3 separate regions of the Homo sapiens genome follow, and regions 1 and 3 are each linked to region 2. The links are chromatin contacts, found by Hi-C or POLR2A ChIA-PET in ENCODE. All regions are on one chromosome and are shown on one strand. Each heading gives the region's core, a stretch centred on a gene start or an enhancer-like site at or near the end of the contact. The rest is flanking DNA. Distances are from core to core; before and after follow the strand shown. Region 1 overlaps FOXP1 (forkhead box P1). Region 2 overlaps FOXP1 (forkhead box P1). Region 3 overlaps FOXP1 (forkhead box P1).

What was found. Hi-C counts contacts between places; a loop is a spot of excess contacts on that map. ChIA-PET counts read pairs that join two places held with the same protein, here RNA polymerase II (POLR2A). Pooled maps may share reads with other maps.
Region 1: a map of CD8-positive, alpha-beta T cell shows a loop between it and region 2 (8-fold over the local background). The contact joins two enhancer-like sites. A Hi-C loop is called at or near these places in 5 of 168 maps with a recorded cell type or tissue (CD4-positive, alpha-beta T cell, CD8-positive, alpha-beta T cell and naive thymus-derived CD4-positive, alpha-beta T cell) and 7 of 50 pooled maps. POLR2A ChIA-PET finds 5 or more read pairs at or near these places in 13 of 52 experiments (CD4-positive, alpha-beta T cell, CD4-positive, alpha-beta memory T cell, MCF 10A and 8 more).
Region 3: POLR2A ChIA-PET joins it to region 2 with 10 read pairs in common myeloid progenitor, CD34-positive. The contact joins two enhancer-like sites. A Hi-C loop is called at or near these places in 2 of 168 maps with a recorded cell type or tissue (aorta and mammary epithelial cell) and 1 of 50 pooled maps. POLR2A ChIA-PET finds 5 or more read pairs at or near these places in 4 of 52 experiments (A673, activated CD8-positive, alpha-beta memory T cell, activated naive CD4-positive, alpha-beta T cell and 1 more).

What each region holds. Positions count from the first base shown.
Region 1 is chr3:71,495,007-71,497,706 of GRCh38, forward strand. All of the region lies in intron 2 of FOXP1 (forkhead box P1), which reads right to left. Among named protein-coding and RNA genes, the nearest start is that of MIR1284, 46 kb to the right of the region's middle. RefSeq lists an enhancer at 2,443-2,700. Within about 2 kb of position 1,390, at least 10 of the 41 ENCODE cell types and tissues checked have a DNase peak (open chromatin) inside an H3K27ac peak, as active enhancers do; they include CD4-positive, alpha-beta T cell and CD8-positive, alpha-beta T cell, where a contact is called at or near this core.
Region 2 is chr3:71,371,241-71,373,940 of GRCh38, forward strand. The region is part of intron 3 of FOXP1 (forkhead box P1); the gene reads right to left. Among named protein-coding and RNA genes, the nearest start is that of FOXP1-AS1, 83 kb to the left of the region's middle. Within about 2 kb of position 1,356, at least 2 of the 41 ENCODE cell types and tissues checked have a DNase peak (open chromatin) inside an H3K27ac peak, as active enhancers do; they include CD4-positive, alpha-beta T cell and CD8-positive, alpha-beta T cell, where a contact is called at or near this core.
Region 3 is chr3:71,256,852-71,259,551 of GRCh38, forward strand. All of the region lies in intron 5 of FOXP1 (forkhead box P1), which reads right to left. Among named protein-coding and RNA genes, the nearest start is that of FOXP1-AS1, 32 kb to the right of the region's middle. Within about 2 kb of position 1,365, at least 2 of the 41 ENCODE cell types and tissues checked have a DNase peak (open chromatin) inside an H3K27ac peak, as active enhancers do.

The DNA.
Region 1 (2,700 bases), core at 140-2,639, 120 kb after region 2:
TTCTTTCCATGGCCTGAGGGCCCTACATAATCTGGCCACTTTCTACTTCTCTGACGCTGCCTTAACTACCAACCCAATCCCAAACTATAATCAATGTAGATACAGTGGTCCTCCTTTTGTTTCAAGCAAGGCAAGTGTCTTCCCATCTCAGGGCTGGTGCACTTGCTATCTCAGCTTCCCAAGATGCCATGAGCCCATTCTTTACACAACTGGTCCCTTCTCAGTACTGGGACTTAGGGACAAAGGCCACTTCAAAAAGCTTGTCCTGCCCACCTACTTAAGTTAGGTTCCAAGTTAGTCTCAATTATATCATCCTATGTGCTTACTTCAGAGCTTTCGCCCTGATCTATTTGCTCATTTGTCTTCCCCACTAGAATATAAGCTCAATTAGATAAAAGAACTATTTCTTTTCATCGCAATGCTCCAAAATTTCAGAAAAATGCCCAGCTCATAGCAAGTACTCAATATGTATCTTTTGAGTGAATAAATGAATCAACAACTGAAAGAAGTAACTTTTCGGTACTCTCTAAAAATATAATTGCCATTTGTTGAAAACTCATTATGTACTGGGTATTGTTTTAAGTCTTTTATAATCATTATTTCATTCTATTCTTACAACAAAGTTCTTAGCAGATATTATTATTTTAAACTCAATATGTGGATAAGAAAACTGAGGCACAGGGAGTTTTAGCAGCCTGACTCAACTCTATAAAGCTTGTGCCCATGGGAACTCTATATTTTCCAGCCAATACCCTAATATAAAAGTCCTGAGTTTTTGTGATATACCCTTCTGACTCAGGCTTGCTCAAGTGAATTTTGGCACTACCTGACCATGCTGGTACTAACAATCATGGGCCACATTTTGTAACAGGCAGGTAATGCAAATGAGCGAGGAAGGCCAGGTGTAAGGTAACAGGGAGAGGGAAGGAATGTGGCAAGCTGAGAAATCCTCACTTTATCAGCTTCAAGGGGGAAGCCATTGTACTTCCCCCTCCAATTACTGCCACATGGGCACATACCCTCAAGAACCTCAAGAGCTTTCAATTCTACAAATAAAGGCAGTAATCTAGATTTCTATTTAGTAAAATTCCAGAATTTTTCAAAGATGGCAGCTAACTTTTTAAATAAGTTATATTTAAACAAAACAAACATGTTGCAATCCCTGTAGCAAAGGATGGATGAGGTCATGCACTGTCTCCAGTTTTATGATTCCAGAGTGATTCAGAAGCACAGAGAAGCAGTACGGGTGACACAGAAAAGCACAGTAGGTGTCTGGGCAGATAAGAGCTTTCTAGAAGAATTCATTATCTTGAGGTTTTGGGAGGAATTGGAAGATTGGGTGGAAAACGCATTTCACAGGTCAGAATATCATACTCGAAGGCTTGGGGGTGAGGAGTAGGCAAGTCAACAGCAAAGATCAGCCATGAGGAGAGGGCTGGTGGAGGTTTCCTGTGGGAGTTTCGTTTTCATTCGGACTGGAGTGAGTAGCAGCTTTCTAGCTAAGACATAAATCGGTTAAACAATACTCTATGTGGCCGGCCACAGTGGCTCACGCCTGTAATCCCAGCACTTTGGGAGGCCGAGGCGGGCGGATCACGAGGTCAGGAGATCAAGACCACACTGGCCAACATGGTGAAAATCCCTCTCTACTAAAAATACAAAAATTAGCTGGGTATGGTGACGCCAGCTACTAGGGAGGCTGAGGCAGAAGAATCGCTTGATCCAGGGAGTCGGAAGTTGCAGTGAGCTGAGATTGCGCCAATGCACTCCAGCCTGGCGACAGAGCAAGACTCTGTCTAAAAAAACAAAAGAAACAAACAACAACAACAAAAAGACAAAAAAAAACAATGCTCTATGTGTATGGTCATTAGTGCTGTCTTATTTGACTTCTAATATTTTAAAGTAACCAGGCATATCTAAAAATAAAGGGTGAATCACCACTGTGGTGTGTGGAAGTGTGTGTGTGTGTGTGTGTGTGTTGTTAAGAATTCAACAGTCACAGGACTGAATTCCATCTTCATGGAACCCCATAGCTAACTAAAATACTTAACTGTTCTGAACTCTAGACATAAAAAAATACAGCAACTGAAATTTTTAAAAATACCAGAAGATAGATACCCAAATAAATTATCCTTTCCACAGTACAGAGGCAAAAACAAAAAAGAAAAGAAAAAAATGACAGAAACCCCCACCCGCCTACGTAGAATTGTATAACTAGAAAAACTATCTCTTAAAGCTGAGGGTGAAATAGAAGCTTTTTCAAACAAACAGAAGTTTATCACCTCTCTATAAGGACATTCTAAAAGACTTACTTCAGACCAAAAAGAAACAATTTCCAGGAGAAAGTTTTTTGATTTAAGAAGGTAGGGAACAGCCAACTTGTGAAGTAGAGTAAGTGAAAAGTAAATGCACTAACAAACAATGTGCAAGTCTCAAACATTTTTTTAAAATGTAGCAGTACCCCCACTTGCTTTCTACCCCAGCTCACGGTATTTACACTGTAGCAATATCAATCACCAAGGCCATGGACTGCAAATGTGAGTGTGCAGGGAGGCACCAGCTTGAAGCCCAAGTTCCCACCCTCCATAGTCCAGAGATTCTTAAACAAGTTCCAGGAATCTGCTGTTCTACCCAACAGATACCCCAGGTAACTCTGATAAAGATCTGAAGAACACTGCATTGCTCTCTGACTACTTTAGG
Region 2 (2,700 bases), core at 106-2,605:
TGCGTAGCTGCATCTCACCGCCAGTTAGAAAAGGGTTTTCTCATTTCACCAGGGCCAGCTGAGTCTGTCTCAGGTGTGGCATCTTCCAGGATTCCATGCTCAACCTCAGGGAACCAGAATCTCAGCCTCTCCCCCAAAGAAGCCTACTCTCAAGAACACACCTGACACCGCAATCCATTCCCCAGTCCACGTGGTTTGTTCTCACACCTGAATCAGAAGTCACTGCCTCCAACTGCTTCGCATCCATTTCAGAATAAAATCCAGGCTGGGTGCAGTGACTCATGCCTGTGATGCCAATATTTTGTGAGCCTGAGGCAGGAAGATCGCTTGAAGCCAGGAGCTTGTGACCAGCCTGGGCAACACGGCAAGATTCCATTACAATAAAAAATTTAAAAAATTACGCAGGCATGGTGGCACACCCACCTGTGGTCCTAGCTGCTTGGGAGGCTGAGGTGGGAGGATCATCTGAGCCCAGGAATTTGAGGCTGCGGGGAGCTACAATTGCATCACTGCACTCCAGCCTAGATGGCAGAGAACAAAACCCAGTCCTTCGCCCCGGTATACAGGGTCCTGCTGACCCCCTAACCTCTCCCACACCATCCTCACTCCCTACCTCCTTCTCTAATAACCACATGGAGCCACACTGGTCTTTCTGACCCCACACCACACTCGGCTTATTCCTTACTCTGAGGCTTAGCCCTCTTCATTCTCTGCAGGAAAGGTTCTTCCCCTGGCTCTTTGTACATGAGGATCATTCTTTCGTCTTTTCTTTCTTTCTTTTTTTTTTTTTGAGATGGAGTCTTGCTCTGTCACCCAGGCTGGAGTGCAGTGGCACGATCTCAGCTCACTGCAACCTCGGCCTCCAGGGTTCAAGCGATTCTTCTGCCTCAGCCTCCCAATTAGCTGGGATTACAAGCATGCACCACCATTCCTGGCTAATTTTTTTTTTTTTTGTACTTTTAGTAGAGACAGGGTTTTGCCTTGTTAGTCAAGGTGGTCTCGAACTCCTGACTTGAGGTGATCCGCCCGTCTCAGCCTGCCAACGTGCTGAGATTACAGGCGTGAGCCACTGTGCCTGGCCGAGGATCATTCTTTAAGTCTTAAATAGAAAGTCACCTTTTCCAAGAGGCCTTCCCTGGCTAGACAGGCTTTCCCAAGGTCTGTGCTTTCCACTGTATCCTGTGTGAACTCCCATTCCACGCAGATATCTTGTTCCTTCGTTTCACTTGCACTCTCTGCTTCTTTATACTAGAGGACAAACTCCAGGAGAACAGAGTTCTCCTGGTGGAGCTGTCATAGAGTTTGCCCTCTAGTAGAAAGAAGCCGAGAGGGCAAAGGTCTGTTTCCTGCCTTGCTATGCACTCCTCCTCCTGCCATCTACAGCACAATGACTGTCACACAGCAGGCACTCAGCAGATATGCGTTGAATGGATGAATTACTAAATCTAAATATACCATGCTATCCTTCCATTGAATAAAAAGCTAAGAAAAAAGAAAACCTCACTCGAAGCTATAATGTAACAAGTTATAAATGCCAGAGTGATTTGCAAATGCACACGACAAGATCAGTTACAGAAATGATGAATCTAGGCTTGGAATTCAGGCATCAGAAATTGACTTGGGTTGAGGACTGGAAGAGATTCTCCCTTCTATGTCGTAAATGACCCTTGAGAGGCCCACCTTGCCCCCTACAAAATATCTCAAACAATGTCTGAAAGGTAGGATCCTTAACTCTTGACTTCTTGAACTTCTTTTTAATGTCACTCACTCCCAGTGCCAGGTGCAAGAAGAAAAGTAGGTACTAAAATTGTCTGCACGCTGAGCTCCTCTACCCTGGACGACTCCGAAAAACCACTTGTAAGTATTCTATGTTAACCACAGTTCGTAATTTTGTCACAGGTGTTTGACTAAAAAGGGGACAAAGCCTTTTAAGATAGTACACCCATATTATGTCATTGTGTATATTCCGGACCACACCTAAAAGCTGACAAAATCTTTTCTTTCTATGCCATGGCAACCAGGAGAGTTAATGCTGCATGATTTTGCTAAGAGCATCCTATATGCTCCAAAATGTTCGCCTTTACAAAAAAAAAACATGTTAAAGTAGAATTTTAACACAACTTGTCATAAAAGCTGACACTAGTACACTGGAGAGGAAACCAAATGACATGAGTTGTACCTGGCAGTTCAACAGAATATAGGATCAATACTCTTTGTAAGGCAGCCAAAGCATTGGTTAGAAGTTCAAGTGAGGAGGATGAAGTGAATGAATATTCAAAGTATACTATACCAAATGATTTTTCTATAGTTATAAAAAAATCATTAAAATGCACTAAGCTTCACAAAAAGCAGCATAGTGAGGTGACACTGGTGCCAGTCCTGGTTTGGACATTAATTTACTTCTTGTGTGGCTTTGGAAAAGTCATGCACCCTCTCTGAAACACATTATCAGGAGAAGGTTTAATGAACTCGATCATCTCAAAGTTTCTTGCTAGTCCACATGCTTGTTGAGCCTATGAATGTTTCTGGACACGCATCTTAGGTGGAAAGACACAAAGAAAAGGGTGAACTCACCTCTACCCTGCTAATGATAAAACAAATGCTCTGACAGCTGTCTTCTTGTAGCAAAGACAAAGGTGTGGAGTGGCTATACACTGGGGTTTGCTGAATCTTTTCAAATAAAGTTCTGTTTCTATATAC
Region 3 (2,700 bases), core at 115-2,614, 110 kb before region 2:
GGAGTACTGATTTTAGCAGTGGCTGCGACGAGCTGGGGAAGATACTGGCACTTCCTATATACTGGGACTGTCCTGCTTCCTATCTTAGCCATCTTCTGTTCATTCTGAGCTACCAGCTATTCATCCAATATCTTCTTTTAAGGATTACCTTTAAGTTGGCCAAAGGGAATCTCTGTTAGTTGTGACCAAAGAACTCAAGCAGTATGATGGGAAGGCCCATGCTTGATGCTGATTCACGGGAGGAAGCTGAGTTTATTGAACTCTTGCTGAATATAATTCACAATATTGTGATATAGTGCTTCTTTGTTATGGGTGCTCCTAAATTATAAAAATTTGGCTAACAGTCACTTAAAGAAAGACCAGTGGCTGAACCTGCAAGTCAGGAATATTCTTACTAGTTCTTTGCAACACAGTTTTGGCAATATTTAAAAAACGCAGAATGGGACCAGGCATGGTGGCTCACGCCTGTAATCCCAACACTTTGGGAGGCCGAGATGGGCAGATCACCTAAGGTCAGAAGTTTCGAGACCAGCCTGGCCAACACGGTGAAACCCCATCTCTACTAAAAATAAAAAAAATAAAAAATAGCCGAGGGTGGTGGCAGGCCCCTGTAATCCCAGCTACTTGGGAGGTTGAAGTGGGAGAATTGCTTGAACCCAGGAGGCGGAGGTTGCAGTGAGTTGAGATCATGCCATTGCATTCCAGCCTGGGCAACAAGAGTAAAACTCCATCTCAAAAAAAAAAAAAAAAAATGCAGAATGGGTAAAAAGAGGAGGTGACTAAAAGGAGGAAATTTCCAGGATGCAGAAAGAAAAAGAAATGGAGCCACGGGAGTATTTCTTAAAGGACTCAGGACTCTTAATCTGGATTTCCAGGGGCCACAGCAAATCATTATAATGTATTTCTCAGGCATTGTGGTGAAAACAACATGGACTTTTAGAAGCATGCAGACCTGTGTGCAAATGTCTGCACTTCCACTTACCAGCTATGTGACCCAAACAAGACACATCATCTTTCTGGACCTAAGTTTTCTCATCTGTAAAATGGGGGTAACAATCACAGCTAGAACTCACTCATAAGCTACTTGGCAGGAGCAAACATGACAGTGAACACAAAATACCTCGCAGTCCTGATGCACAGTAGGCCCTCAACAAAATGGTAATTGTTATTACTGCGCTTAATAACATCCACGGAGCGCCTACGAATATCTACATAGTATGCTCTGGGCACACAAAAATAAATTAAATAGGTTCTTACCTTCAGGCAAGAATTTGTGGCTTTCGAATCTGAAAAGAACCCACTAAAATACAGAGCAGACTTGAACAAAGGTTATAATGAAATACAAACACACACTTGTGGGAGCCCAGACAAAAGAGTGAGTCACACAGGCTGGGTTCAATTGAAAAGGCTTCATAGAAGTCATATTTGAGCCAAGCCTTGAAGGATGAGTAGGATGTTAATAGGTAGGAGAGGAGGAAAAAAAAGACAGAGGATTGGCATCCAACACTGAAGGAAGCAGTAACAGGAGCTATAGAAGTTCAAGGGTAGGGCAAACAAAGGGCAGAATAAGGGGTCTGGTATAAGCTCTGTGAGCATTCCTGTGTCAATCCTGAACTCCCAGCAGAGGGCCAGTCCCTTAGGTGACACCCAGATATTTTGTGGAAAGCTAGGCTGGAGGAACTTCTAGAAGACACAGAGACTGGGGCCAGGGGATGAAGAGCTTTGAAGGCAATGCTAAGGAGCCAAGTCTTCATTCTACAGGCAGGAAGGCAAGGACAGGAAGGGCAGAAAGCAGGAGAGACTTCAGAGGTCAAATAAACAGTGTGTGGCAATTGGAAGGATGTAGGAGGGGAATGGAGAAGAGAGAGCTTTGCTTAAGGCTTTAAGTGTGGGAACCTATCTTTTTGAACTGAAGCAATTCTGTGTCTAGGACTATCACTGATAATATTAACAAAGTCAATGTTGACCGCAGAGAAACCTTTGACAGTAGCCCTAAGAATGGGATGGGCTGAGGCCGGGTACAGTGGCTCATGCCTGTAATCCCAGCACTGTGGGAGTCCCAGACAGCCGGATCACGAGGTCAGGAGATCGAGACTACCCTGGCTAATACAGTGAAACCCCTTCTCTACTAAAAATACAAAAAATTAGCTGGGCATGGTGGCATGCGCCTGTAGTCCCAGTGACTCAGGAGGCGGAGGCAGGAGAATTGCTTGAACCTGGGAGGCAGAGGTGCAGTGAGCTGAGATCGTGCCACTGCACTCCAACCTGGGTGACAGAGCTAAGACTGTGTCTCAGAAAAAAAAAGAAAAAAGAAGTAAAGAATGGGATGGGCTGCCCCATGGGCATGAGTGGGCACGGCAACCAAAGGCTTCTAACAGAACCCAGAAGAGCCCAAGCTTAAAGCACAGACAAGCTACAGTGTGACCTTGCAGAGCTCACTTCACCTCTCTGTGTCTTAGTTTTATGACCTAGAAAATAGTGTCAGCTGCAGTATATCTTTGTAAGGTTATCATGAAGATGAAAAGAGAAGACATGCGTAAAGGATTCAGAATGGTTTGCTGAACTGGCACATACAAAGTGTTTGGTAAATATTACCTCCTATCATTCCTATTATTTTTCTTATTGTCCACCAAGGATAGTGAAAAATGAGTACCAATGTCCCAAATGACTCACTTCCTAAGTCTATGATCCCTGTGTTGG